3 separate regions of the Homo sapiens genome follow, and all the other regions are linked to region 1. Evidence: chromatin loops called from intact Hi-C (ENCODE). Cell type or tissue: HCT116. All regions are shown on one strand. Links, peaks and the distances in the headings refer to the core of each region. The heading gives the core; the rest is flanking DNA.

What was found. Peaks named below come from ENCODE experiments on the same cell type or tissue, not always from the same donor. Only the 100,000 strongest peaks of a DNase experiment are listed, where the experiment ranks them.
Region 2: it touches region 1 in a loop (9-fold over the local background); 35 of 110 quality-filtered maps call a loop at or near these places.
Region 3: it touches region 1 in a loop (8-fold over the local background); 55 of 110 quality-filtered maps call a loop at or near these places.

The regions. Positions count from the first base shown.
Region 1 is chr16:81,397,971-81,407,818 of GRCh38, forward strand. No RefSeq gene overlaps it. Among named protein-coding and RNA genes, the nearest start is that of MIR4720, 18 kb to the left of the region's middle. RefSeq lists enhancers at 1-378, 5,778-5,857. In HCT116, for the core only: CTCF peaks have their summits at 5,734 (motif pointing right) and 8,042; DNase peaks (open chromatin) are centred at 3,251, 5,721 and 7,951; H3K4me3 peaks cover 2,708 bases; H3K27ac peaks cover 4,123 bases.
Region 2 is chr16:81,693,129-81,702,976 of GRCh38, forward strand. It overlaps CMIP (c-Maf inducing protein), which reads left to right. Exons shown (of 21, transcript NM_198390.3): 12 at 30-56; 13 at 311-359; 14 at 3,432-3,539; 15 at 6,557-6,673; 16 at 8,532-8,672; 17 at 9,494-9,541. Among named protein-coding and RNA genes, the nearest start is that of PLCG2, 81 kb to the right of the region's middle. In HCT116, for the core only: a CTCF peak has its summit at 4,286 (motif pointing left); a DNase peak (open chromatin) is centred at 4,283.
Region 3 is chr16:81,617,801-81,627,648 of GRCh38, forward strand. It overlaps CMIP (c-Maf inducing protein), which reads left to right. Exons shown (of 21, transcript NM_198390.3): 3 at 3,076-3,126. Among named protein-coding and RNA genes, the nearest start is that of MIR6504, 11 kb to the left of the region's middle. RefSeq lists enhancers at 703-1,303, 5,628-5,697, 8,212-8,401, 9,583-9,848 and a silencer at 5,818-5,867. In HCT116, for the core only: a CTCF peak has its summit at 5,762 (motif pointing right); a DNase peak (open chromatin) is centred at 5,761.

The DNA of each region.
Region 1 (9,848 bases), core at 897-8,896:
ACCCAATCCCGGCCCCTGCCTTTGCAGTCTGATTCTCAGTCATCAGTGTCTTTGGGAGGCCCACCTTGTCACCCCCCAGCTCCAGGCCCTGGACTTTTAACTGGGAAGCTGCCTCCCATTGAATCCAATTCGGAAACGTGGGTTTAAGTGCTGTAGGAGACTTGCCTGACCAGATCGCCCCCAATTCCTGATGCTGGGGCAAGATCACGGGGGGTGGGGGGGCCACCAGGAAAGCTGGCAGGTGCACACGTGGGAGGACCCCTCCTGGTGCCGCTAACCCACCCCTCTCCAGCCAGAGTCTTGCACACCCCTAGGTTGTCTACAGGAAACACCACTTTGGGTATGAGAATGGCTTCCTCATTTCCTCAATATCACCAGCAACGTAGCTACCGCAGTGTTGATTGTTTCTCTTTTATGTTCCCTATCTTCTATTCCTTTTTGTTTGTTTTTTGTTTGGTTTTGTTTTGTTTTTTTGAGATGGAGTCTTGCTCTGTTGCCCAGGCTGGAGTGCAGTGGCGTGACACCACCTCACTGCAACCTCTGCCTCAAGTGATTCTCCCGCCTCAGCCTCCGGTGTAGCTGGGATTACAGGCGTGCGCCACCACACTTGGCTAATTTTTTGTGTGTGTTTTTAGTAGAGACAGGGTTTCACCATGTTGGACAGGGTGGTCTCGAACTCCCAACTTTCAGTGATCTGCCTGCCTCGGCCTCCCAAAGTGCTGGGATTACAGGCGTGAGCCACTGCACCTGGCCTCATTTTTTCCTTTTTTTAATTGAGGTAAAATTGACCAAATGTCAGCCACTCTAGAGAGAACAATTCAGTGGCATTTTGCACATTCATGATGTTGGGCGTTCATTGATCGAATTCCAAAAGGTATTTTTTTGTTACCCTCAAAGGAAATCCCGTACCCATGAATAGTCACTCTCATTCCCCCTCTCCCCAGCCTTTGGCAACCAGTAACCTGCTGTTCGTCTCTAGGAATGTGCCAGTTCTGGACACATATAAATGAAGCCACGCAGTAAGTAGCCTTTTGTGATGGTCTTCTCTGCCTTCGTGTGGTATTTTGCAGGTTTATCCCTATTGTCACATGGGTCAGCGCCCCATTCCTTCATAATGGCTGAATAATATTCCGTTGTATGGATAGACTGCATTTTGTTTATCCATTCCTTCATTGATGGACCTTTGGGTTGTTTCCCCTTTTGGCTAATGTGAATAGCATTGCTATGAGTATTTGAGTACAAGCATTTGAGTCCCTGTTTTTACTTCTCTTGGGCCTATATACCCAGGGGTGGAATTGCTGGATCATACGGTAACTCCATGTTTAGCAGGAGGAACCACCAAGCTGTTTTCCACGGCAGCTGCACCATTTAACCTCCTGCTCCTGTCTCACTGCATTGAGAATGAAACCCAAACTTTGCACATGCCCTCTGAGACCCTGCAAGAAGTCCCTTACCTTGGGCTGCAGCCATGGGGCTCTCTCAGGACATTGGTACTGCATCTCCCCCTAACACTATGCCCAGCTACCAACTTCTCATCCTCCAGGACACAACATCAAAGTCACCTGTTTACAGAAGACTTCTCTGCCCCTCTCCTCCCACTCTGTATCAGAAGGGTTAAAATGCTGCAAAGGCCAAAGTGGTTACAAAAGTGAAGCAAAGGTGGTGAGAAATAACGAATACAAATAACCAAAAGCAGGCTCTTCTCAGCCCATTTTCACTTTCCACTGTGATTAGAGCCATGGGTTGGAGAGAGGTGTCACTTTCCTCTCAGCTCTATAGTCAGAACAACAATCATTGAGGGGTCTTAATGGCAGTGGATACATAGGCTCAGTGTTAGAAATCTCCAGAGAGAAGCCAGCGCTGTGGGAACCTGGGGAGCAATGCCCCATCTCCTGGGGGCAGCCACTGCCCAGCACATGCTCTGCTGCCATGCAGAAATGTGGGCTCAGGATGGCCGTACCTTCTGATTTTTCAGCTGGAGGTTTCTGTGAAATGCTTTGGTTTCTGCATTTAAAGTAAATTCAACTTAAAAAAAAAAAAAAGTAAGTCTAATTGTTCAGACTAGTCCCTCTCAAGCCACCTGATGACAGACAACTGAGGCTGTGAGTGACCTCAGACAAGACCAGCAAAAGAACCACCCAGCTGAGCCCAGCCCACATTGCAGAATTGTGAGGAAATAAATGGAGGTTGTGTTAAGCCATACATTGTTGAGTGTTTGTTATACAACAATAGATAACTGATACACAGCCCTTATTATGATCTTTCATCATCTTTGTTTATTTGTTTACTTTTTTGTCTCTCTCCCCTGCCCACCCCTTTCCCCACACACTCACTGGAATATCAGCTCCATCAGCCCATGGACCTTGTCAGTCTTGTTTCTTTTCCATTTCCCAGTGCTCATACAATGCCCAGTAGGCGCTCAATAAATATCTTTTGAAGAGTGAATAAATAAATGTTTAGGTCAACAAACATTTGCGGTGCCATCCTCTTGTCACAAGACACCAAGCTGGAGATGAGGGTGATCCAATCTCTCCATGAGGAAACACGTAGCTTCCCAGACTTGTTCTTCATCTTCCATCATGTTATTTTATTTTACTTTATTTTTATTATTTGTAGAAACAGGATGTTGCTTTATTGCCCAGGCTAGTGTTGGTCTCCTGGCCTCAAGTGATGCTCCAATCTTGGTCTCTCAAAGTGCTAGGATTACTGGCATGAGCTACGTCGTCTAGCCAATCATTTATTATTATTATTATTTTTATTATTATTATTTTGAGACACGGTCTTACTTTGTTACCCAGGCTGGAGTGCAGTGGCATGAATATGGCTGACTGCAGCCTTGACCTCTCGAGCTCAAGAGATTCTCCCCACTCAGCACCCCAAGTAGCTGGGACTACAGGCACATGCCTAGCTAGTAATAATTTTTGTACGTTTTGTAGAGACGGGTTTTTGCCTTGTTGCCCAGGATGGAAATCATGTTATTTTAAAGAGACAATTTAAGAAAGTCTCTTGGGCCCCTGCCTGATGTTTCAGCCGCATCTTATTCTGCCATATAGACAGACTAGAAGAGGTATGGATAGCTTCACACTCCAACAAATTGTGCATGGATTCTGGAGCACTTAACCCCTCCAAGCCACAGCTGTCTTTAAGTGGGGACCAGCTGATCCTGGAAGAGCTGCCGGGAGGCTCACACACCAGCCTGCATGACTGTTGTGCAGTAGCCCCACCCCACGCAGGCCAGCCCCGCGTCATCATTCCTATCCTGAACCTGCAGGGCATTTTCGGTTGAGGAAATGAAGACTCATGTTTATCATCCTTTCCGGGAGAGGGATTCAAGAAACTTGGCAGGGGTGAGCCCGGATCCATGCCCGTGGCGGGAGCTCAGTGACCTCTGCTCAACCCCCTATCCTTGCTAGACCCAAATTTCTCCTTTGGACGTATCCCGGGAATCCAGAGCCCCGCAGCCTGTGACTTTAGAAAGAAAGAGGCAGGCTCCTTCTTGGCTCAGTCCTGAGTGGAACTTCCAAAGGCAGGGCTGGGATGACTTCATGTTTGGATTAGGGAATTTCAGAATGGGACAAAGCCCATCTTTATTTCAGAGCCGATGACCTAGGTCTGAGTGGGTGACCTCCCTCCTAACTGATGGGAGATGACATCTAAACTCCCGATGCTGAGTAACAAGCAATGTAGACACCAAGGGCGATGAAGCAGCCATTCAGCATTTCCTGGCACCTGCCAGCTGCCGCCCACTGTCCTGGGCACCCAGGACACCAGCCCTGCGGTGGAGGCTCTGGCCTGGCACTTTACACCTTTGCTTGAACATGAGAACCACCTGGGGAGATTCCACAAACGCCCGTGTTTGGGCTCCACCTGAGACCAATTAGAGGCAGTCCTGCTCTAATTGGTTAATTACAATCAATCTCCCAGGTGGATTTGCAACCAGGGCTGAGAGTACTAGGCTGGTGGATACTAAAACCCCACATTTTTGTTTGGTTGATTTTTTTTTTTTTTTTTTTGAGACAGCCTTGCTCTGTCGCCCAGGCTGGAGTGCAGTAGCACAATCTCCGCTCACTGCAACCTCCACTTCCCAGGTTTAAGCAACTCTCCTGCCTCAGCCTCCCGAGTAGCTGGGATTACAGGCGCCCGCCACCACGCCTGGCTAAGTTTTTGTATTTTTAGTAGAGACAGGGTTTCACCATGTTGTCCAGGCTGGTCTCTAACTCCTGACCTCAGATGACCCGCCCACCTCGGTCTCCCAAAGTGCCAGGATTACAGGTGTGAGCCACCGCGTCTCGCCCCCACATTTGTTGAGAAGTCATCTTGTGCCAGGCTTTAAGGATTTTATTTTATATATATATGTATGTATTTTAATGCTTATTCTTTTCTTTTGAGATAGGGTCTTGCTCTGTCACCCAGGCTGGAGTGCAGTGGCACGATCATGGCTCATTACAGCCTTGACCTCCTGGGCAGCGATCTTCCCCCCTCAGCCCCCTGAGTAGCTGGGACTACAGGTGCATGCAACTGCACCTGGCTAACTTGTAAATTGTTTGTAGAGATGGTCTCACTACGTTGCCCACGCTTGTCTGAAACTCCTGGGCTCAAGGGATCCTCCTACTTTGGCCTCCTAAAGTGCTGAGATTACAGGCGTGAGCCACCACGCCTGGCCAAGAATGTTATATATGTAAGTATTAGTTCCTTTCCTCTTCACATGATCCCTCTGAGGTAAGTGCTGTTATCGTTATCTCTATTTTGCAGAGGAGGAAACTGAGGCATAGCAGGCACAAGTCGGGGATCCCTGTGTGTTAGCCAGGGCCTGCTATAGCTCTGCCAGGAGGGCTGGCAAGGCAAAAGAGAGCACTGGCCTGGGAATCTGGCCCAGCGTTGATCGAGGGCCTTGGACACGGGACTTAATCTTTGCCAGGACTTCAGTTTTCTCATCTGAATAATGGGCTTGATAATAGATTTGGCTGGGTGCAGTGGCTCACACCTGTTATCCCAGCACTTTGGGAGGCTGAGGCGGGCAGATCACTTGAAGTCAGGAGTTTGAGACCAGCCTGGCCAACATGGAGAAACCCCATTTCTACTAAAAATATAAAAATTAGTCGGGTGTGGTTGTGGCTGTCTGTAATCCCAGCTACTCAGGCGGCTGAGGCAGGAGAATCGCTTGAACCGGGGAGGCAGAGTTTGCAGTGAGCCGAGATCATACCATTCCACTCCGGCCCGGGCGACAGGGCAAGACTCTGTCTCAAAAAAAAAAAAAAAAAAAAAAATAGAAGTGAAGATGAAGCTGGGTGATGGAGAATGGGGCATACCATGGCCACTCCAGGGAGAGCTGTTAGCGGGAGTGGTTCTGTGCACCCAAATACTAGCCAATAAATCAATACATAAGCAGGAAGAGTACTTCCAACCATTAAAATAATTTGAATAATATTTGAATAATTTGAATAAATAATATTATTTTAATTGATTATTGTGGGATCAATGAATTCTAAATAAAAAATGCACTAAAAGTCTGTAGTGGGTGATGGGGTGGGGGATTTAGGGGTGCCGACGGGGTAGACCCCTATTGAAAGAGGCACGAAAACTGGGAGATGAAAAGCATAGGCTCGTTTGCCCTGTGTCTTCCTTCTCACGGCAGGGGATCGGCCGGCCACCTTCTCCCTGTGACTTCCTCCCAGTCCCGTCACCAAACCCCTGAGGCCGTCCTGGCATCAGACCGCAGGCCATAAAAGCGTCCAGCAGAGGGCGCCCCAAACCCACGAGGGCCGCGGCGAAGAAGAAGGTAGCGGCCGCTGTCCTCTCCCCTCCCAGGCAGGTCCGGTGCGGAAGGGATCGCTGGACACTGGCGATGGTGGAGAGGCATGGTGGGCCGGGTCCCCCGCACCCTTCATGGCCCTGACTCGGGGCTGCCCATGACCTTCAGCGTCAGAGCTCGGTCTGGTCCATGCCTGCCTTGGGGAAGCTGCGCCGCCTCTGCACCCACCCAGGTCAGGGCCACCTTCCCTCCATTTGCAGCATGAGCAGGTCTGAGGTGGCGGCTCCGGGCTGAACAGCAGGAACTGAGTTCTTTGTCCACATGTGAGGGTGGGCAGCCCATGAACAGTCCACCCAGACACAAGTTACCCTGCCCCCGAGCCGGAATCCAGCCCTGAGACCCCACAGTGCTGCCTCTGAAACAGTGCTGGGACGTCTCTCTGAGCCTGAGCTCAGACTTTGGTGTCCCGCTGCTGAGGCCGGGGTCCCGCCGCTGTGACCGTGGCAAGGGTAAGCCCTTTGTGCACCTGTGCCGTTGCCTGTAAAATGCTGGCAGTAATCACAGTGGAGCTACCCTAGAGGTTTGCTAGGAGGGTTACATGAGCCGTGCCTGGCACGGGCCACAGAGGGTAGGTTGCACATGGCTCTTTTCCCCACTGCCCAGTTATTAATCCAGGTCACAGTTACTTCTTCCCCCAGCCTCACAGAAGATGGGGGCCACTGTAAACCCCACCCCATCCCAGATGAATCAAGCCATCACCATACCCCCCCCCTCCAAATGATCCATGCCACCATAATATGCCCTCTGGATGACTCAGACCACCACTGCCCCCTCCCCAACACACACGTACACCCTGATGGCCCCAGCAGTCTCCTAACTGTCCTCCCTGGCTCCAGCCTTGCCCTGCTCCCTTCCACCATCCACTCTGCAGCCAGACTGATTTTTCTAAAATGCAAATCTGATCACATTACTTCCTACTTAACATCCACCAACAATTTCCCAATAAACTCGGGATGAAATTCAAGCTCCTTAATGTGAGTTCTGAGGCCTTTCCTGATCTGGCTGGGGCCTGGCACTCCAGCCTCATCCCTCTGAGTGACAGCCAGAGCCCAACCATGGGGGGCCCAGGCAGGAACTGTGACACCCCCAAATTCCACTTTTTAAAATTTTATTTTATTTTAAGTTCCGGGATACATGCGCAGAATGTTCAGGTTTATTACATAGGTAAACGTGTGCCATGGTGGTTTCCTGCACTTATCAACCCATCACCTAGGTATTGAGCCCCCCACATGCATTAGCCATTTATCCTGATGCTTTCCCTCACCTCACACCCCGCTGCTGACAGGCCCCAGTGTGTGTTGTTCCCCTCCCTGTGTCCATGTGTTCTCAATGTTCAGCTCCCACTTATAAGCAAGAACACGTAGTATTTGGTTTTCTGTTCCTGTGTTACTTTGCTGAGGATAATGGCTTCCAGCTCCATCCATGTTCCTGCAAAGGACATGATCTCTTTCCTTTTTATGGCTGCATAGTATTCCATGGTGTAAATGTACCACATTTACTTTATCCAGTCTGTCATTGATGGACATTTGGATTGATTCCATGTCTGTGCTATTGTGAATAGTGCTGCAATGAACAAACTCATGTATGAATCTTTATAACAGAATGATTTATATTCCTTTGGGTATATACCCAGCAATCGGATTGCTGGGTCAAATGGTATTTCTGGTTCTAGGTCTTTGAGGAATCGCCACACTGTCTTCCACAACGGTTGAAATAATTTACACTCCCACCAACAGTATAAAAGTGTCCCTATTTCTCCACAGCCTTAAATATTTGCACATTTATCAAACAGGGAAACTACTTTTTATTATTAACATAAAAGGTATTCCTCTCTCTTTGTGAAAACAAGGGCTTTAGAATGTGCATACTGTGAAAGTAACCTGTTAACTTATCAGAAAATGTCTTTTATCTGACATTTTCCTGCCCTCATCAATGGATGACGTTAGTCACATTCCTTGAAGGATGACTGGAGCTTACATGGACCCAGGTTCAAAGTCGTAGTCTCTTTGAAGAGCCTCAACTTTTCCAGCCTGACTCCGGGTTGGAACCTGCGTGCCTGAGGTTCCTCTCAGGATCAGCGTCTCCACCGTCAGACATTCTTATGAGAATACGGGTGGGTCAGCGCCGGGTAAAGGTGCTGGCTAAGTTTCCACCTTGTGGAGGTGGGATGACTTGCAATTCCCGTCTCCTGATTCATCCCCGGGTTACTGATTCATTTCCCTGGAATCTGGACTGCTTATGGCCATGCCCCCAGCTGCTGCTGGGCAAGCTGAGTGCTCCATTCAGCCCTGGTTCACACAACATATTCCTGGGCTCCTGATACAGGGCCTTGCGAGCGTTCAGACCCAATGCTTCTTGCATAAACACACACACATACAGATATATATATATATCTGTGTGTGTGTATATATATGTGTATGTGTGTGTGTGTATATATGTGCATATATATGTGTGTGTATACATATGTGTGTGTATAGATATGTGTATATATATGTGTGTGTGTGTATGTGTGTGTATATATATATATATCTCTTTTTTTTTTTTTTTGAGATGGAGTCTCACTCTGTCGCCCAGGCTGGAGTGCAGTGGTGTGATCTTGGCTCACTGCAAGCTCTGCCTCCCGGGTTCATGCCATTCTCCTGCCTCAGCCTCCTGAGTAGCTGGGACTACAGGCGCCCACCACCGTGCCTGTCTTTTTTTGTATTTTTAGTAGAGACAGGGTTTCACAGTGTTAGCCAGGATGGTCTCAATCTCCTGACCTCGTGATCCCCCCACCTCGGCTTTCCAAAGTGCTGGGATGACAGGTGTGAGCCACCGCGCCCAGCCAAAATATATATATATATAGATATATATATTATGTATATGGGTCATGTCCGGCCCCCATCCTGCCAAAATATAATATTTTTCCAAAATATATATAGAAAATATTGCTCTGTTACTGTCACCCAGGCTGCAGTGCAGTGGCACGATCACAGCTCTCGTTGTAACCTCAGACTGCGAGGCTCAAGTAATTGTCCTGCCTCAGCCTCCCAAGTAGCTGGGATTACAGGCACGTGACACCATACGCAGCTAATATTTGTATTTTTCACAGAGATGGGTCCTTGCTATGTTGCCCAGGCTGGTCTCAAACTCCTGGCCTCAAGCCATCCTCCCACCTTGGCCTCCCAAAGTGCTGGGATTATAGGCGTGAGCCACCGTACCTGGTCAAAACTAATATTTTGAATGTTTCTTTCTGTCTTGAAGTTGAATTCCCTGGTATATAATTTAGCTATACATGTGATTTCAGATACATCAATATCATGCCTATTTACAATATAAAGGAGGATTAAAAAGAAATTAATTTGACATAAAATTGTATGTGGGGACATTAGAACCCCCTCTACCCCAGAGACATAAAGAAGTAGTAAGCCACTTGCTCCTGCTCAGGAATCCCCAGGAAGGCTGCAGCCACAGCACAGATGGCCACAGGTGTGCCTGTGGGTGACTCAAACATCACAGGCTGGCAGGCTCTCAGTGACGTGATTTTCCAAAATGGTGAGCAACTCTTGGTTAACGTCCAAATGAAACAAAGAACAACCTTACCTCCATTTACGCTGTGGTTGTGCTCCTGGGAAATGCAGGGACAATGAAAACTGAGCAGGAAAAAACGGCCTTTTTATGTAAAGTGAAGTTAGATTCCAGACACAGATAATTTCAAGCAGGGTTTTCGCCTACGTGAATGTCCTGAGAGACGGCAGCCCATCCTGGGGGCCGAGGGCCCATTCTTGTCATCAGGGACTGTCTGTCTAGCTTTCCTGCCCACTGCCACCACCAAATGCCAGTGCTTCCCACACTCACACGTTATGGAGACAAATTTCCAACCCCAGTAGGGACAACCCTGTTTCCAGGAGAGCAACCTGGCTAGTGGGTCAGGTCCTGCCCCCACCCTGCCAGGTCTTCCTTCACATGTTCTTTTCTTTCTTTCTTTCTTTCTTTCTTTCTTTCTTTCTTTCTTTCTTTCTTTCATTCTTTTTTCTTTCTTTCTTCCTTCCTTCCT
Region 2 (9,848 bases), core at 564-8,563, 290 kb after region 1:
CGCCGTGTTTTCCCCTGTTTTTGTTGCAGAGCTCTCGCACATGAGAAGTTCACCAAGTGAGTGTCTGGGCACCGCCCTCATTCCATTCTGGCACGCACGGCCTCTGTCCTGAGGTCTTCCCTCCGTGGCCCATGCATTCTGGGAGGCAGTGGTGGCTCCTCTTGGCAGTTCTCTTGAGACACGTGTCCCTGATCCACCGCCTTGCCCAGCTCCCTGGCCCGTTCTTCCTTGACACCATCCCCTCCCCTTCCCACACCTCCCACTCAGTTCCAGACCCCGGCAGTAACTCCGGCCGCCTCGTCTCTTCCAGGGAACTGAAGTACGTGATTCAGAGGTTCGCCGAAGACCCCAGGCAAGAGGTGAGGCCTTTGTTTCTGCATCTCAGGCCGGCTGTCTGGGGATGGCAGGATGCACGAGGGCCCCTTAGAGGCCTTCTGAAGCTTGTCACCAACAGGCATTCAGAACAGCTTTCAGAGACCCATTGCCTGTGTATAAACACATCCCCGCCTGGTGCAGAGCCCAGCCTGTGATGTCAGTGTTTTACTGTAAACGCCGGCTCACCGGGGGTGGTTTTCCACTGGCTGGTGGTTTCTGCCCGCAGCCGAGGCCTTGATTTCGGGCTGGGCTGGCATGGCAGCTCTCAACCAGCTCTGAGGCAGCATTTTGATCCTGTCTGGTTCTGCTATTATGTGAATCACTGGGCAGAGCAAGGAATCTGAGCTGGGATTCAGAGCTGGGTTTTTATTTCCCGGTCATGGTGGCCAAGGGTTTCCCTGAAGGGCTGCTGTGTCCCTCACCAAAGCTGGGCTTCCAGGGAGAGGGCAGCCTTCCACCTTCTGCCCCTGAGCCTGTGCACATGGGCAGGGACCTAGGCAGGCAAGGAAGCCAGCCTGTAGCCCTGGGCCCGCATCATCTGATAGTAACAGCACCAGCAGCTGTCTTTTAGGAGGTGCTGTGCCCCGGGTCACACACATTCCTTTTCTCATGCCTCACAGCATCCCTGTGAGTGTCTTCTATAGTATTCCCAGTGTTGCGCGGCTGGTCCACGACTGAGGCAAGATTCGAGCCTGGTGCTGATAACCATCTCACTGCACTGTGTGCTGTGCTCTGAGATGCTCACAGCCTGCTTCTCTGTGTGCATGAGTTCTGGGTGTGGTAGCGCCCTAACTCCCAGTTGAGGACAGACCTAGACTCGTGCTCCCGGCAGAACAGGGGGAAGGATGAGCAGAGGACAGGGGGAGTTCCTCTCCATAGAGCCATCCCCAGGAGGCTTCCTGGAGAAGGTGGTACTGAACTGGCTGGACTTAGCTAAATGGGTCAAACTGGACCTTAGTCTGGAGGGTGGAGCATGGTGTTTGAGAAGGAATCTGAGGACACATGGACACCAAGGTCTTGCCATGTCCAACCATGGCAGGTCTCTCTGACTCAGAACCCACAGTTTATCAGGCTGTAATTCCAGAAGTTCTAGAGTACTTGTTCTCAAACTATATTACCTGAGGAGCTTGTTCAAAAGGCAGACCCCCCTGCCGCCGCATCCCTTCCCGGTTCCAGCTCACGGGGCCTGGGTGGAGCCAAGCATATGCGTTTTGATGCGTTTTGAACAAGCATCCCAAGTGGTTCTGAGGGGCTGGTCTCCAGGCCACACTGAAAAACCGAGTTCTGGAGGGATCTTGAAGACTCTAGTTCCAAAACACCGCAATTCTAAACACCGATTTCCCTAAGTGTTCCTCAGGCATGGAGGGAAAAAGGAGAAACGGTGGATATGGTGCTTTTAAATGTCAGGGACCAGTGAGTGTCTCCATTTTTCTTAAACTTAAGTCTTTCCTTGCCACCTGTGAAGACAGCGTCTCAGAATTCTCCTGGGAACTGAGCCTTAATTCAAACCCAGCCTTTGACGCTGGGAGAACAAAAGTGGCATCAGCTGCTTCTCAGAGTAGAGAGGCAGGGCCAGCTGCTGGGAGGGTAATTCTCAAACCAGGGAAATGTGCATGAGGCCCCGAGTGACCTGCCGGTCTGGAAGGAGCCAGCTCCCCTGGCCAAGGTCCCACACCCAGGCCCTTGTTCTCCTGTTTGCCTCTTTCTTTTCTCTGCTGATTCTCTCTCCCTTTTCCTCCTCACTCTTCTTTCTCCCTTCCCTTCTACCTTCTCCTTCCTAAATGAAGCCAAAGTTGTTTCCTTTAAAATTATTTGCTATATTTGTTGAATAGCATCTCAACACTCCTAAGTCCTTATTGCTTTGAAGTCGATAAGGGAACCCTTGATATTCTTCCAGCTCAGAGGGAAAAATAAAAGCCACTGCCTTTGTTTTCTGTGTGCTCGTGTGTGGGTTGTGATCAGTTTAATATCTGTGGGTAACAGATTCTTGGCAGCCAATCGTCCTTTCCTAAAGGAAATGATGAGGAACTTCTCTCAGCTTTCTTCGGAGGACAGGAGGAGGTGGGGAAAAGTCCTTTGTGTTTCCTGCACGCCCTTGCTCTCATGCTCTGTCTCTCTCCCTCACTCTCCCCGCTCTCCATCCTCTCCCTCCTTCCCTCTCTCTCTGTGTAATCACAGCAGGGGCCAGAGTGGATGTGGAATTCCTCCCATACACACACACACGTGTGCTCACATGCACAAACAGGCCCATCCACACAGACACACAGCTCTGGGAAGGAATGTGAGAGCTGTGCTTTTGGCACTGAAATTGCCCCCAGCCACGGACAGATCCTTCAGTGGAGGGGGACAAAGACTCAGGGAAGGAAGTGGGGATGAGACCTAACAAGAGAGGGTGGCAGAGTCCCAAAGAGGGGGAGAGAGAGAGAGAGAGAGAGATTAGCAGGGCAGATACCTGGAGGGGAGGATGGTGCCTGCACAAGTCAAGAAAGGGAGGGCAGAAGGCACACACCCAAGAGGGAGAGTCAGTGCTGGGGGCAGCAGAACCCCAGAGAGGCAGCAGGGAGAGGTTTCTAGAGAAAGAGGGCAGAGAGCACGGGAGAGGAGTTAGAAACACAGAGAGAGGAGGACAGAGAACCAAACAGAGAACGGAGACCCAGGAGATGGCCCCACCCAGAGGAAGGCATAGCAGAAGGAGAAAGGGGGCAGGAGAAAGGGAAAAGGGGCTGATTGTGGGCGGTTGCTCTGGGCATCTCTACCTGCTGCAGCCACAGGCCCGCTTCATTCAGATCAGCCAATCAAGCCGGGGCCTGCCCTCCCTCCTGTGCAGCTGACAGCCAGTAGCCAGAGTCCCCTGGGGTGTGGGGGCCACGGTATTTCCCGAAAGACCTTTCATGGCATTTGGTGGAAGGCTGGGGGTTGCTGGAGGAAACAAAGTTAAGCGGGTTTCTTGACTGCAGGACTTGCCTGAGCCTTTCCCATTCATGTGTGCAGATCATGGTCGCCCTTGTCACCGGGGCTGCATGCAGCTCACACTTGTGTCTTCCCTTGTCTGGCAGGTCCACTCATGCCTGCTGAGCGTGCGGGCCGGCAAAGATGGCTGGTTCCAGCTCTACAGCCCCGGAGGGGTGGCCTGCGACGATGACGGGGAGCTGTTCGCCAGCATGGTACGCAGTGGGACCCCAGTGGGGTGACTTCCAGGGGTCCCTGGGCTTGCCATGCCTGACTAGTAAAACAGCCGTCCCCCATCCCCTGGGGCCAGCCCCGGAGTTTCCCGGCTAACACAGTGCTGATCATGAAGGTGGTGGTGGTGGTGGTGGTGATGGTGACCGTGACTGTCACTTACTCATTTCTTATCTGAGGCTCCAAGCCAAGCACTTGGCTTTCCCAGTTGCACTCAGCTCTCACAGCACAGTGAGAAGACGACACATGTCATTGCCCCATTTTATACCCAAGGCAGCTAAAGCCTGGGCCGTTACTGCCTAAGGTCACACAGTTCATTGCCATGGTTATGTTCCTACAAGAAATTGAGTGCCCAACGGGACCAGGGATTCTGGAAGGCACTGCAGGTCCACCAGCTTGTTTAATCCTTACAAGGAGGTGTCGCGGTCAGGGGGATTGTTCCCACTATCATGAGGGGTCTGAGGTCACCAAACCAATAGCTGCATCCATGATAACTTTCTTTGTGCCCGGCACTGTATCCGGCACTTCATATGCACTATCCTTTTTTATCTGTACTGCATCCTTGTTGCTGAATTACACCTCTGTTGAAACAGAGGCCCACAGAGGTTCGGTGGCGTGCCTGGGGTCCCACAGGCCTTCTGTTTCCAAGCCCTTCCTTGGCCAGGCACACATGGCTTCTTCCAGGAGTAAAGGGCCACAGACTCTTCCTCCCCCAGGGCAGATGCTGCACCCTAGTGGCCAGCAGCCTCGCCGACTCCACTTGCTGAGAAAACCAGCTCCATTTACTGGTCACTGGTGCTCCCACACTCAAACTGGGCTTCCAGTCGCAGCTCTGCTGGGAGCTAGCTTGTTGACCTTGGGCTGGTAACTTGCCTCTGCCAGCTTCAGCCCCTCGTCCGGGAGCCTCGCATTGGCCTCTCGAGGTTACCGCAGCGATCGCATGCAACAGTAGATGCACGGCGCCCGGCGGGCCGGCACAGTCGCTGCTCGGAAATGACGCCGGTGGTGATTCTCCTCTCTGCTGGGTGGCTGGTTTGGCTGTCCACACTGAACTCAGCAGAGATGTTTGTGCAGCGATGACAAATTGAGGCGCTGCCCCTGGGAGCTTCTTGAAAAGGGCTTATTTTTAGGCCCTTTGCCTCATGCACTCCCTCGCCACTCCTCGCCGGCCACCCCAGGCCTCTCAGGGCCCTGCGCATCTAGGAACATGCCTGCCCCTGCCAGCCTGCACCACCTCTCTCGCGCTCTCGGTCACCTCTCGGGTTCTCCTCTGATGTCACAGCTTCACCATAGCAACGCTCAGCTGCGCCCCCCCGCCCCCGCCCCCACCCTACAATGTGAGGATTCGGTGCAAGAAAGCGCAGGGAGCTGGCGGCTTCCCAGCCCGAGAGATTGCATTTGTATGCCAGAGCTGTTCATGATGGAGCGGAAAAAATATACACAAGGAAGGAAGCAGGCAGCCGCTGGATGGAAGTGTGTTGTTGCCATGGAGATGCATGGCTTGGAAGCCGGCCCCTTGATGAGGCTGCTTTCTCCACCGCCAAGGGCATTTGCCATTGTGTGAAGTTGGAGGAAAGCCAATGGGGTGTCGAGGCCTCCCCCCAGCCCCGGTGACCGGGGACCCCTGCCCTTGGGCCCCCATCGCCCATGCACCAGAACAAAAGACCGCCCAACACATAACCCAAGAGGAAGCAGGATTTGCCAATTCTTGGATTCCTGGGGCGCAGGCAGTCTCCCAAAACACCCTTCCGAGCTCACAGCGGGCTTGGCAGAGGTGGCTGGGCTTCGTCACGTCCCCTACCCCATACATGTGCGAAGGCTGCCTAGAAGTTTCTACGTGGTTCCAGCGGTGCCAGGAATTCAAAGGATCAACTGTCAGCAGACTCCCGAGGGGAGCAGGGGAGGGGGCTTTTTTGTTTTTGGCAGTAAAATACACATCATATAAAAGTGTGCATCTGTAAGCACACCGTTCAGTCACACTGAAGACATTCATGTTGTAACACAACCATCACCACCGTTCATCTCCAGAACGTTCTTATCTTCCGAAACTGAAACTCAGCATCCATTACACACTGACTCCCCCTTCCTCCCGGCCTCAGTCCCTGGCAGCCACTTTTCCTTTCTGTCTCTGAATTTCCCTATCCAGGTACCTCATGTAAGTGGAGTCAGAGTCTCCTTCTGCTTAAAACTTCAACGTAATAAGTGTTTCAAACATCAGAACTTTTATAATGGCAGGAGATTACATATTTAGAGATTCTATTACAGATTCTTGAAAAAACTAGCAAGGGCCGGGCACAGTGGCTCACGCCTGTAATCCCAGCACTGTGGGAAGCCGAGTTGGGTGGACCACTTGAGTTCAGGAATTCAAGACCAGCCTGGCCAACATGGTGAACCCCATCTCTACTAAAAATAGAAATAAATTAGCCAGGTATGGTGGTGCATGCCTGTAATCCTAGCTTACTAGGGAGGCTGAGGTGGGAGGATTGCTTGAACCCAAGCGGCAGAGGTTGCAGTGAGCCAAGATCGCACCACTACACACTCCAGCCTGGACAATAGAGCGAGACTCCATCTCAAAAAAAATAAAAATAGCAAGGGCTACATTTGTTTAAATCAAGAGACCTTAAATTGCATTCTAGTCAGCTTTTATTGCATTTAGTATTATAGATTTATACAAAAGATACCCTTGCTGAGCTGGGGCTTATAGTTAAATCAGGTACTACTAAAAGGCAAAAGACAGAATGAAAAGAGGGATCATGAACGTGACTTTCGCGACTGGCTTATTCCACTCAACATAGTGTCCTCAGGGTTCATCTGGGTTAGATCGTGTGCCAGGGAGGGGTTTCTTGCATCCCCCTGGGGCCTGGTGATCCTAGAACACCTGGCTGTCTGGACAGCGTGTAGGCAGGTCTGTTCAACGGCTCTTGGGCTCACTTCCTGCCAGCACGCTGGAGGCTGGCACTGGGTGTCTCTGTCCCTTCACCTGGGCCTTCTTGCCTCACAGGTGCACATCCTCATGGGCTCCTGTTACAAGACCAAAAAATTCCTGCTCTCCCTGGCAGAAAACAAGCTGGGTCCCTGCATGCTCCTGGCACTGAGGGGGAACCAGACCATGGTGGAGGTAAGGAGCTGGTCGGGGTCCCTGGTGGGGTGGCTGGCTCCCCGTCCCTTGTCCGTGCCGATAGAGCATCTGCTGGGAGCCAGGAGCTGCTGCAGGCACGGGGGGCAGTGGGTGAGGCGTGCAGTCCCAGCCGTCCTGAGCTTAGTGGGAGCCTCGAGCCTTCATCATGCAGTGTATTTGTTTCTGTTGTGATCCAGCTGATCCATTGATCAGTGGGGTTGGGGACGCTTCTGTTCTGCTCATTTATTGCTGTGTAACAAACCACCTCTAAGTGAGGGCTTTAAAACAAGATCGTTCATTTCTTTTGCACATGGGCATTGGGGTACCTGGGCGCAGCTACGCACTTCTCACCTGGGGCCTCATCAGTCAGATGGGGCCAGGTTGGGTTAGCCCCAAGGCTTCTCGCATTGGCCTAAGAGGCCTCAGACAATGAGGGCTTTGGCGGCTGGGGCTCCCCAGCCGCACCCTTCACCTCGTGGCCTCCAGGTAGCCTGTCCACCTGCCAAGAACACACACACCCAGCCCCACAGGTCACCCCTCACCTGCTGCTGCTCCTCTCTCTCCCTGCACGCTCCAAAGTCCCCAGAAGCCTGAGACTCCCAGAGCAACTGTCCCAAAGTCCCCAGAAGCCTGAGACTCCCAGAGCAACTGTCCCAAGGGAACCAAGGCAGAAGCCATGTCACTTTTTAACTTAGCCTCCCTTGGAAGGCAGGCGGCATCACTTCTGCCACATCCTCCTGCTGGCAGTGAGTCACCGCGGCCGGCCCTCAGTCAAAGCCGTGGGAGCTAGACTTCACCCCTCAGTGGGAAGAGCATCGAAGAGTTGGCAGGCGCAGCAAAGCCATGGGAGCTCCCGTGGAAATGAGAGTTCGGGCAGATGTGAGCCCTGGGGAAGAGGCAGCGGGAAGGTGGGAGCTGAGCAGGCTGTGGGGACATCCCGGGCGGAGGCTTGCTGGAGGCCAGGGTGGCTGGAACACAGGGAGCCAAGGGGCAAGAGGTCTGGGATGTGGCTGGATGGGCATGAAGAGCCTTCTGGGTACCTAGAGGTGCTGGGAAGGAGTTTGGATTTAATCTTGGCTGTCCTGTGACAGGGATTCGGAGGCCATGGGGGAGGGCTGAGCAGGGAGACAGGAGACAGGCAAGAGGCGCTGTGAGAAGCGTGGGCTGAGTGACCTGCTCCTTGGTGAGTGAGAAGTTCTAGAACTGAGCACCATGGCATGCACCTGTAGTTCCAGCAACTTGGGATGCTGAGGTAGGAGGATCACTTGAGCCCAGGAGGTTGAAACTAGCCTGGGCAACATAGCAAGACCTCATCTCAAAAAAAAAAAAAATCGTCATTGGAAAGGGAATGTCAGAGGCAGGGCTGTCAGGCGTGTTGACCCCCAGGCCGAAGAGCCACATGTGCAGTCATGAGGCCCTCTAGGAAGCTGTGTGGTAGATGGGCCCAGGGCTCTGAGCCATTCCGTGAGTTTGAGCACCTACTTCATGACAGCCACTGGGGAAGGAACTGGGGAGAGAGAGGTGTCTTAACTTCTGGCCTTTCCACCAGTGCTCAGGGGCCTGCAAACATCCCCCGGGGGCCTGCCCCATGTCCAGACACCGCACGGTAAGCAGATGCCTGGGAGACTCCCATGTCCATTGACATTTGAACCTGGAGAACCTCAGTGCGTGGTCACTGGTGCTACCATTGTACAAGCAGGAAGTTGGGCAGGTGATTTGCCCAGGCTTACACAGCCGGGGCTGCAGAAAGGGGATAGTGGGGTTGCTGGTTTTCAAAACAAGGCCCTTGGGGTGCACAGAGTGTGCTGAGCTAGGGTGGCAGGCCGGGTCCGTAATGCACCCCTGCGGTTCTGGACAGATCCTGTGCTTGATGCTGGAATACAACATCATCGACAACAACGACACCCAACTGCAGATCATCTCAACCCTGGAGAGCACAGACGTGGGGAAGCGCATGTACGAGCAGCTGTGTGACCGGCAGCGGGAGCTGAAGGAGCTGGTGAGTCCCCGGCTGCTCCGGACCACTCCCCTGCCCAGCAGGCCAGGGGGGGCCAGGGCGGGATGCGGGGCAGCTAGTACTTGGACCTGAGTGGACCTCAATCTCGTTGAATTCTCCTCCAAACCCCAGAAATTGGTATTACCACCTGCCACTTTTCAGGTAATCAAAGAGAAGCAAAGCAATCCCCAGAGTCACACAGCTCATTGGGGCCTGGCCAGGACATTGCCCACCCTCCCTCCTCCATGTCCCTTAGACCCTTCCATTTCAGTACATGGGGGACCCAACTTCCAAATGCCAGCACCCACACCTCTTTGCTGAAGGACTTTGTATGTCCACATGCATATACTCACACATGTGTACACAGAAGGACGGAAGGGGCAGGAAATTCATGCCTTCTGATCTCCTGGAGCAGCCCTCAACCAGTCCCTTCTGGGGAGAGTGTGTAGAAATACCCCAGCTCCCTCACCCCTTCAGTGAGATATGTTTGAGACATGGCTTCTCCACCATTTCTTAGAGTCCCCCGGTGGGATTTGGTGCCAGTACCCACCCAGTGATAGCTGGATTGATAACACCCCTTCCATTATAGGTAGCCACAGTGTCACTTCCCCACTCTCCCACTGGTGTTTCTTGGGATCACCCTCCAGTAAACCACCTGTGCTCAAACCTCATCTCCGGGTTTGCCCCTGAGACCAAGACCACCGTGTTGCCTTGTACCACCAAGAAAATAACGATGGCTCCATGAGTGTTGTTAACAGAGGTGGAAGTCTAGAATGGAAACTTGGGGAAAAGAATGGTTGTAACCAGCCTGGTTTCTGTTGCAGCAAAGGAAAGGCGGGCCCACCAGGCTAACACTGCCCTCCAAGTCCACAGTGAGTTGGTTTGGTTCTCTTTGGGGCTGGATGGAGAAGGTGGGTTGGTCCTCTCTGTTGGGGAACGGCAGGTGGTGTCTGCTGCTGAGATGGGAGGTGATGGAGGGCGGGGCACAAGGACCCCCTAGTACTTAACACGCCAGCTCTTCCAGGAGGTAGCTGGGTTACAGGAAGAGAAATGAAAACCAAAAAGGAAGTTAAAATATGATACAGATTGTTGGTGATAATAGTGTTGATATCTAGTTATTAATAGTACTTGGAATAATAGCAGATATACCTTGAGCATTTGTGTGTCAGATGCTCTTCT
Region 3 (9,848 bases), core at 1,265-9,264, 220 kb after region 1:
GAAAACACCTGTTGGTCTCCTGGTGCTCCAGGCCACAGGATACAGTGGTAGGTAGAGCATGCGTGGCCCCTTCCCTCTTAGGGTCACACATATATACAGGGCACTTTGGCGGGGCCAGTGGACACAGAAGAGGGAGGGATGTGGTTGTCCTCCTCCACCTTCTTTTTGTCTTTGCTTGGCCGTTCCGTCCAGCCGGTGGCAGCTTACAGGCACTGCCTGGGTCCACTGTGGACCCTCAGAGCCAGTGGAACAACTCACATCCGCGTTATACCAACCTGGTTGTACCTCCTGCTTTTATTTCCTATTGCTGCTGTGACTGCTTGCCCCTAACTTTGTGGTTAAAAGAACACAGATTTAGTCTCTTATGGTTCTGGAGGTCCGAAGTCCAACACAGGTCCCATGGGGCTAAAACGAAGGTGTCAGGACTATGTTCCTTCTGGAGGCTCTCGGGGAGAATTCGTTTCCAGCTTCTAAAGGCTGTCCGCATTCCTTGGCTCATGGCCACATCACTCTGACCTCTGCTTTAGTCTGACTCTGCCCTCCTGCCTCCCTCTTGTGAGTACCCTTGTGATTTCATTGGGCTACCTAGATCATCCCCATCTCAAGACCTTGAACTTGGTCACATCCAGAGTCCCGTTGCCACGCAGGATAACTTAATCACAAGGGATTTAGGATGGAACATGTTTAGGGGGCTTTATTTTCCTTACCACCTCCTTCTCTCTCTGGCCCCCTTGGTGTGTGAGGAAGCACAGGAATGGATGTGGACCAGGCATGCCCTGGAGCCAGCTCATCCCAGCTTGCACCTGCCCACCAGAGCTGATCGTGCCCGTCTCTCCCCAGCTCTGGCCCAGGGGCATCCCCTTGAAGGTGTGGAATCAGCCAAAATGGGATTGTTCACAACACAGAAATCCGCACACGCCGGGATCAGGGCTTGTTGTTCCAGAGAGCCTGATGTTAAGCATTTATCAGCACAGACCTGGCCGTGGCTGCTGACGCTGCTGGCCCCTGTTTGTGGAGTGTTTGCACGTGCCAGGCACCGTGCTGAGGAAGCACTTTTCATGGATTAGCTCATTGTTTGGGATCTTCGCACAGCTCTCCCCGAGCAGGGTGTATTTTGTCATCCTAATGAATAGGAATTGTCACAAGACCAGTAGAGCTTGGGCAGTGCTGATGGGAGGGAGCTCAGCAACAGTCTCTCCAGGGGGCTGTTTCTCCTCCTTGGCCTCCGCAACTCTGGGCAGGGGGCACAGGCTTGGGTCGTCAAGCAACTTGCTGCAGTCACACCACTAGACACGACAGAGCCGAGACTTGAACCTGCACCTGTAAGAGGCTCAGCCCTTGTCGGAGTTCCTGTGTCACACGGAGGGCTTGCCTCCTGCCTGCTTTGCACTTGGGTAGACTCAAGCTCCACCAGCATCAGGGTGGCTGGTGTGGATTCGTGCAGTCCAGGGTTCAAAACTCTGAGTCCCTGAGCTCACTCACCAGAGCCTGAGTCCTCACCACACTTGCTACTGGAATGGATCATTTATGCAAGGCCAGAGATTGCTCCAGACCCTGACCTCGGAGAGCAGCTGATGTTTCGTAGATGACTTGGGGAGCGGGAGGTGGTCACCTGTAGCGTGATCCGGATCTCCTCGAACAAGGGTGAAACAAAGCGGTTACATGCTTGAGTGTGTGTGTGCGCGTTTGTGTGCCTCGAGGCAGAAGGTGGATGTTCGTGCTTGGAGAGAGACTCTAGCCTTCGTCAGACCCCCTGAACCGTCAGAGGCAGGGTCACTTTGGAGAGAGGGTTGTGGGTTCTGGTGGGGAACGCACGCTGCACTTCGGCCCAGCCTGGGGTGGAGGGGTAGCCAATGGGGAACTCAGAATGGTCCGGTGTTGTGGTTTACAGCAGGGGTCAGATTACCTGGGTTCAATTCCTGGCCCCGCACCACATGTCTGTGAACACTCAGGAAAGTTTTTAACTTCCAAAGTCTCAGTTTCCTCATTTGTACCATGAGATGACAGTACCGACTTCACAGGGCTGTCTTGTAAGGACTGAATGAGCCAGTCCACACACAGGACTCAGAGCTGTGTCTGGCGTCCATGAAACACCATAGCATTACTGTTCTGTTAGCAGACCGAGAAAGGAGGTGAGAGCCGCAGTGATACTCATGAGGGATGGGAGGGCTGCCTTGGGCTGCATTTTATTGGAAAGGACTGGATGATGGCAATGGTAATGATAACAATAATAATAACGATGGCTGCATTTCTGACCACCTGCCATGTGCCAAGCCTGGTTCTAGATGCTCTACAAGAATAATTTCTGGTCTTTAAAACATCCCTGGAAAATCAGGGTTATTGTCCCCATTTTACAGATGGGAAAATTGAGGCTGAGATGTCCAAAGACTCACAGCTAGTGTGGGGTGGAGCTGAGAAGGTTTTGTTTCACCCGCTGTGATGTTTAGCCTAGGTCTGCTGGGTGCCGTTTACCATGATCTTCTGCCATTGGCAGGAGAAGGTCATGGTTAAATGCCCAGACTTGGAAGCCAGGCTACCCTGGGTCTGAATGCACTTCATTGTGAGATCTCAGGGTCTCGATTTTTCCCTCTGTGAAATGGGCATAATGATAGGTGCCACCTCATAGGGCTGCTGTGAGGACCAAGGAGAGACTACGTGGATAACAAAAGCCAAGTTCCTAGAACAGTCCTCATACACAGGCCCCCAGCCAGCCCCCACCATCCTCACTCCCAGGCCTCCAACCAGTTCATCCCATTCCCTCCCATGCCCCTAAGTCCAGCTGTGTGTGCAGTTAAAGCTCTCAAGTCAGCAGTGTCTGAAGTCACTCATATACAGCAAAGGAAGCACACGGTGCTAGTGATGTCTTGTTTTTAGGAAATCCTCCCTGACCAGCCCTTCTGTTTTGGTTTTGCACACAACAGGCTCAGCTTAGCATATCTTTCAGCAGGCTTGTTAGGGTCACAGGGCAGACGCTGTCTACAGAGCAGGCTTGGGGGCTCACATGCTGGCCTTGAAATGCCCTGAGATGCCGCAAGCTGATGACCGGACCTTGCTGTCCTGTTCTTGTCGTTACAGGCTGCCAATAGCTACCTGCGAGACCAGTGGTTCCATTCTCTGCAATGGAAGGTAAGTACTGACTCGGTTGCTTGTTTAAAGCGACTCAGGCAGTGGTGCGATGGCTTAAAGCCAATCTGTCACCCAGAGGCATGAAAGTGGAGAACTCATGCCTTCCAGATGGCTCAGCTGAGGAACTTTGTTCCCCTACCTAAGAGCCCCTGGCCCTTCGTCCTCTGCTGTTCAATTCCTGTCCCCTGCAGTGCTGAAATAGCATTCTCGCCCTGGTGTTCTCAAACCCTATAGCTGTTTTCCTGCTTCAAAAGGATCATAGAACTGCTTGCTCTCAGAGTGAGGGCGACCCTGAGGGGAGTCCAGCCGGGGAGGCTGGACTTCAGGGGCTCAAGATGCTTAGTTGAAAGTAACTTCCAAAGGCTGTGCCAAGTGTAAACTTAACAGAGATTCAAAATCCTGAGCCCTATTTCTGTAGTCTTCACTGATTTTCAGTTGTCGGATTCTGTGGCCTAATTTTCTGATTCTGGCTCTACATAGGATGGTTCAGAGCTTTCTGGCACATAAAGGGAACTTCATCTTCTTGGAGACCCAGGGGCAGATCTTCTAAGAGGGGTCCCCCAGCCACCCGAGGAGCCTGAGTTGTGCCCCATGGCTCAGGCGATGGAAACCTTGACGTCAGGACCAGGGCGTGAAGCACGTACAGTCAGCTTCTCATTCCTGCCCTGCCTCCCTGTCTCTCCTTGTCTTCTGATCTTCTGGTTTAGAACAAGCTTTGACAGGCCCCTGGCCCCACAGCGGGTATGGCTGGAATGACCAGTGTGTCATAAGCTGTCATCCTTACAGTAAGCTGGGGAGCCACAGGGGATGAACAGCTGGCCCCATGCAGAGCTGGGTGCCATGTCACGTGTTGGGAGGACCCAGGGAACACTCAGGATTCCTCTCATGGCTCCAGAGGGGCTCCCCCAACGGCCAGGGTTGGGGGCAGAAAGGCAACCCCAGATAATTACTTTCCTGGTCCCAGAGAGGGCCACTCCCCTCCTTTCCTCTGTCAGCTACTGGTCCTCTTGCTTTGTGCTGTGGGGCCAAGTCTCAGAAGCTGAGCTGAGTCTCCACGTTGGGTTGCAAAGGGGAAGAGAACTAGTGTTTACTGAGCTTCTACTGTGTGCCAGGACTGGCGTGTTTTGAGCTCCTACTGTGTGCCAGGAGCTCTGCTAGTCTCATCATGTCCATTTCACCCTCACCACAACCGCATAAGGTTGATGATTATCGTTGTTGCCATTTTCCATACGGGAAAGATGAGGCTCAGACTGGAGTCCAAGCTCCCATCGTTAGGAAGGGGCTGAGGCAGGGCTCAGCTCGACCTTTCCAGTACCTGTATGTACTGGAAATTTCTGAATGTAGTAGAGTGGGAAGGCATAGATGTCAGCCAAGCAGGTAAGGTGGTGCACACCTGCTCGTGTGATCAGCAGGTGCTACTGAGAGCTCTGTATCCACTGGGAGAACATCTCTGATGCCTGGGTCTCTCTTTGTGCCCGGGTACGAGTGTGTCTGAAGACAGGCGGGACATTCGTCAGCACCTACTGGGGACCGTCTGGGGGTCAGATGCCAAAGCAGTTGAGAGGGAGGACTGAGCGGTGTTGGTCACGGGGGTACCACCTCTTCCCTTCCCCATGGTGTTTTACTTGTGGGGCCTCAGAAAGTGACAGCCTTGCATTTTCTCTTAGCTCAGGACACGGCAGAATGTACTTGGAGACACACTGCCTACCCGACAGGTTGGGGGAAAAATGCCTTATTTAAAAGGAGGCCAAGATGAGTATCAATGAAGGCTGTCAGGTGCGGTATCCCACAAGGCTCTGTTTTCTGCCTTTCCCTGGTCCACATTTTCAACAGTGACTTACACGTGCACCTGGAAGGCAGCATTTGTGAAATCTGTGAGTATTGCACAGCTGCAAGGGGCAACCAACATGATGGGCATAGAAATGGACTTCAGGAGGCTTTGGCTAGAAAGATGATTTAAAAGCTCGGCCTTGAAACATTCAAATGTCAAGGATTGGCCAGGTGTGGTGGCTCATGCCTGTAATCCCAACACTTTGGGAGGCCAAAGCAGGCGGGTAGTCTAACTCAGGAGTTCAAGACCAGCCTGGGCAGCATGGCAAAATGCCATCTGTACCAAAAATACAAAAAATTAGCCGGGCGTAGTGGTGCGCCCATGTGGTCCCAGCTACTTGGGAGGCTGAGGTGGGAGGATCACTTGAGCCCAGGAGATGGAGGTTGTAGTGAGCCAAGATTGGTCCACTGCACTCCAACCTGAGTGATAGAGTGAGACCCCCATGCCCCACCCCAAAAATGTTAAGGTTTGCATGTGGGATTCAGACAGTTGATTGAGCAAGTCCAGAACTGGGATCACTGTGTTTCTAGCAGCTCTCATGAAGACCTGGATGTTTGCATTCAATTATGGTGGCATCCGGTTTATTTATGGTTGCTAAATTTAATCAAGCAGTTTAAAAAATTTTCAGAAAACCTAAATCAGGATGTCAAGGAACTGGCAGATGCCTGGGTGTGTGCTGGCCCACTTGCCAGGTGATCAATGGTAGTCTTTGCTCTCAGGGTGTAAGCTTTGGCTGTGTCTACAGCATGCTTCAGACACAGTGTTTCTCCTTGGACAATTGCCCCCCAATAATTTAGGTATGCTGCCACCAGGTGGCAGTGATATTTCAGTGTTGGCAACTTGATCTCAATTCCTGTGGCTCTTTGTACCCAGTTTTGGTGATATTTGAGAAGGCATGCTCTCCTTCCTTTTAAAATGGCAAAGAAACGTAAGGTGTTTTGGAGGTACCGCCAGCTAGCCAAATTAGCTGGGAAACGTGAATTTGGATCCTGGTTCTGTGGGCAGATTCCAGAAAGTGTTCACCTAATACAGATGCAGTTACTGAGTACATGTGAGATGCCAGGGCTGGCTAGGTCATTTCTGGTTCATTGTCGTTAAGCAGGTAATAGAACCAAGGCTCAGAGAGATCAAGTGACTTGCCTACAGTTGCCCAGCAGATTTCAATCCAGATCTGTGGGGCTGTCCTACCTCCTCCTTGATCACACCGTGCTTTTCTCTGAGATTGGGACTCCACAGCCCTCCCAGGACATAACCCCTCTGCTTCTGCTGATACAGCCACTCTCTCTCCCCTCTTTATTTACAACCACCTATTTGAGGTTTTTCTTTTTCTTTTCCTTCCTTGTTTCTTTTCTCTTTTCTCTGTCTTTAACTGAAAAAAAAAAAAAATCAGTGGAACATCAAAATTGAGGACCTTTAGAAATTCCACCACCTCAGCTTGAATTTTTTAACTCTCTTTTGTTTTTATTATTATACTTTAAGTTTTAGGGTACGTGTGCACAACGTGCAGGTTTGTTACATATGTATATATGTGCCATGTTGGTGTGCTGCACCCATTAACTTGTCATTTAACGTTAGGTATATCTCCTAATGCTATCTTGTTTTTGTCATTTTCTCTCCTACACCAATATACATTTGTCTCCTGTGGCTGCGGTGCACATACTGTCAGAATACGTTCTCCTGTATGTAAAGAATGCCACTTCCAGCCTGGGCGAAAGTGCGAGACTCCGTCTCAAAAAAAAAAAAAAAAAATGCCACCTCCTAAATACTGTGTCCCCATTGCTTAGTTTTGATCAAGTTGGACTTGCATCTCTAGGCCATTCCCAACAGGGGCAGCATCACCCCTAATGGGACCAAAATTGGTTCCTTGACACTTAAACAAATCTTAATGATTACAATAGTCTGTGGCCCTCCAAAGCTCGACCCTATTCAATGAAATCTTATTCTTGAGTATTTCTTCCAAAGGGAGGACAGATGAGGGAGACACTAGGGTTCCTTATGGGGACAGTCATGATAACAGGGTCGATTGACAACCGCTGCTATGGAATTGACCTCAAATTGTTTTGTGGAAGAAGGCAAATATCCAGGTCATCTTGGTCACGCTTTTCCGTCTGGGTAACAGTGTTGTTTTTGTGGCATCAGCTCAGAACTTTGAGCTGTTCACACACGGTTGTAGCTCCCATGTTGGAGGAGTTTGCTCGGCAATGGACACTGCATTTTGTGAATTACTTCCTCTCACTGAATAGGTTCTGTTCTTATCAACATTTGCAGATGGGGAAACCTGAGTGTAGAGAGGATAAGTCAGTCGCACAAGGTTCCAAGGCCACCAAGAAGGCAAGCGGGATTAGACCCTGAACATCTTTGCCTCTTTCTCTGAGCAGCTCTGCTCTTCCTCCCAGCCCTCCCGGCCTGGCCTCTGCCATGTTGGTCTGGGAGATCTGAGGAGGCCTGGAGCCTGCAGGAGGAGGGCCAGGATCTCCCAGCCCATGGCTGCTCCACCTCCCAGCATTCGCTAGAGCAGAAGCTGCAGTCCTGAGGGCCCCTGGGGAGGCCAGCCCTGTTTGGTTTGGGTGGTTCAGCCCTTGAGGCTAATTCCCAGGGGTGTGGAAGCATTAAATAGTTATTCTGGGTTAATGAGGCTTCATTTCTGACTCAGATGTACCTCCTGGCTCATGCCCTGGCCCTCAGAGGCCAAGCCCTGTGGTGACAGGCCTGTCTGCACATGAGGCTGTGAGGGCACAGGCCTGTGTGCACACGAGGCCATGAAGGCCCAGTCTGTGGGGCAAGGCCAAGAGCGTGTTCAGGCTGTGAGGGGACCGTGTGTGTTTACAAAGCATTGAGAAGATTGGCCTGTTTCTGTGTCCAGGGTTTCAAGGTGAGAGACCCAGGTATGCACAGCTGTGAGGGACAAGTCTGTCCATGTGAACAGGCCCAGGTGACAGGTCCAGGCTACTGGGCTGTGAGGAGACACACACCAGGCTCCTAGAGGAGCCCCGAGAAGCCAGGATGCACCTGCTATGGGAGCTGGAGCTCCTGGTGCCTCTCCACCTTCTCGCTTCCTGAGAGGGGTTCCTCAGGCCGAGGCACACTAGTCCTGGAAACCAAGATGGTTTTTCCCCAGGGGAAGTGAGGTCACTCAGAACAGCCCCAGGGGCCAAGCCCCAGAGCCGGGGACCAATGAGCAGACTGTGTGTCACAAGAAGCTGGCCTGTATTCCTGTCCCAGGGCTGCCAGGGCCAGAGGAGTGCCCTTGGCTCTGGGAAAATCCCAGCCCAGCTTTGGATCCTTTCTGGCTGCCTGCCCTGGCCACGCTGCCTTCTTCTTGCTGGGCAGGTTTCCCAGCCCCCTAGGGTGGCCACAGCCCCTCGATCACCGCATCCAGGCCCAGGCCTCTGTCCCTCCTCTGTGGAGAAAGGTGGAAAAGAATGTGGGGTGTGTGAGTGTGAGAGTGAGTGTGTGTGCGCGTGAGAATGTGTGTAAGAGTGAATGTGTGAGTGTGTGTGAGAGCGAGAGTGACTGAGTGTGACTGTGTGTTGTGTGGGGTGACTATTTTATGAGTGTGGTGAGGTGACTGGTGTGTCTGTGTGTGGTGTGTGAGGTGACTGTTTTGAGTATGTGTGGTGACTATTTTATGAGTGTGTGTGGCGTGTGGGGTGACTATGAGTGTGTGTGGGGTGTGGGATGACTATCTTATGAGTGTGTGTGTGTATGTGTGGCATGTGGGGTGACTTTTATGAATGTGTGGGGTGACTGAGCATGTGTGTGTGTGGTGTGTGGGGTGACTATGGGTGTGCATGTGTGTGTGGTGTGTGGGTGGCTTATGAGTGTGTGAGTGGTGTGTGGGGTGACGGTGTGCGTGTGTGTGTGGTGTGTGGGTGGCTTATGAGTGTGTGTGTGTGGTGTGTGGGGTGACTATTTGTGTGTATATGTGGCATGTGGGGTCATTTGTATGAGGGTGTGTGGTGTGGGGAGATTATTTTATGACAGTGGGTGTGGGTGTGTGTGTGGTGTGTGGAGTGACAGAGAGAGAGAGAGTGTGTGTGTGTGTGTGTGTGTGTGTGTGGGGTGCATATGGGGTGACTATTTTATGAGTGTGTGTGTGTGTCCTGTGGGGTAACTATTTTATGTGTGTGTGTGTGGCCTGTGGGGTGACTATTTTATGTGTGTGTTTGTGTATGTGTGGTGTGTGGGGGTGACTGAGTGTGTGTGTGGCATATGGGGCGACTATTTTATGAATGTGTGTGTGTGTGGCCTGTAGGGTGACTGTTTTATGAGTATGTGTGCATGGCATGTGAGGTGACTGTTTTATGTGTGTGTTTGTGTATGTGTGGTGTGTGGGGGTGACTGTGAGAGTGTGTGTGTGGTGTGTGTGTGGCATATGGGCCAACTATTTTATGAATGTGTGTGTGTGTGGCCTGTAGGGTGACTATTTTATGAGTGTGTGTGTGTGGCATGTGGGATGACTGTTTTATGTGTGTGTGAGTGTGTGTGTGGCCTGTGGGGATACTATGAGTATGCTGGTTTGGAGTGTGTTTCTTTGGGCCTCAGTTTTCTCCTCTGTGGAATGGGGATGATCATGGCGTCTCGTCACTGGGCCGTGTGAGGATCGAAGGCTGTGTTGTTTGTGCAGCAGGCAGAAGGGATCCTGGTAGGAGCCCACGCGTGGGAGCCTCTCATGCGCCATCATCAGTGTCTCCAAGTGGGTCCGACATGGTGGGAGCAGCTGGCTCGGCCTGTCTCCCTGGCAGCCCCTTCCAGCCTCCACAGGTGGTCCCGGCTGACTCATGGCCTGGGAGGGCTAGGGTGGGTGGGAAGCCCGCCCTCGAGACTGTCTCTGCCCGGCTCTGGCCACGGAGTGTCCCCTGTGTCCAGCACTATGTGCCCCTGTGCTCCT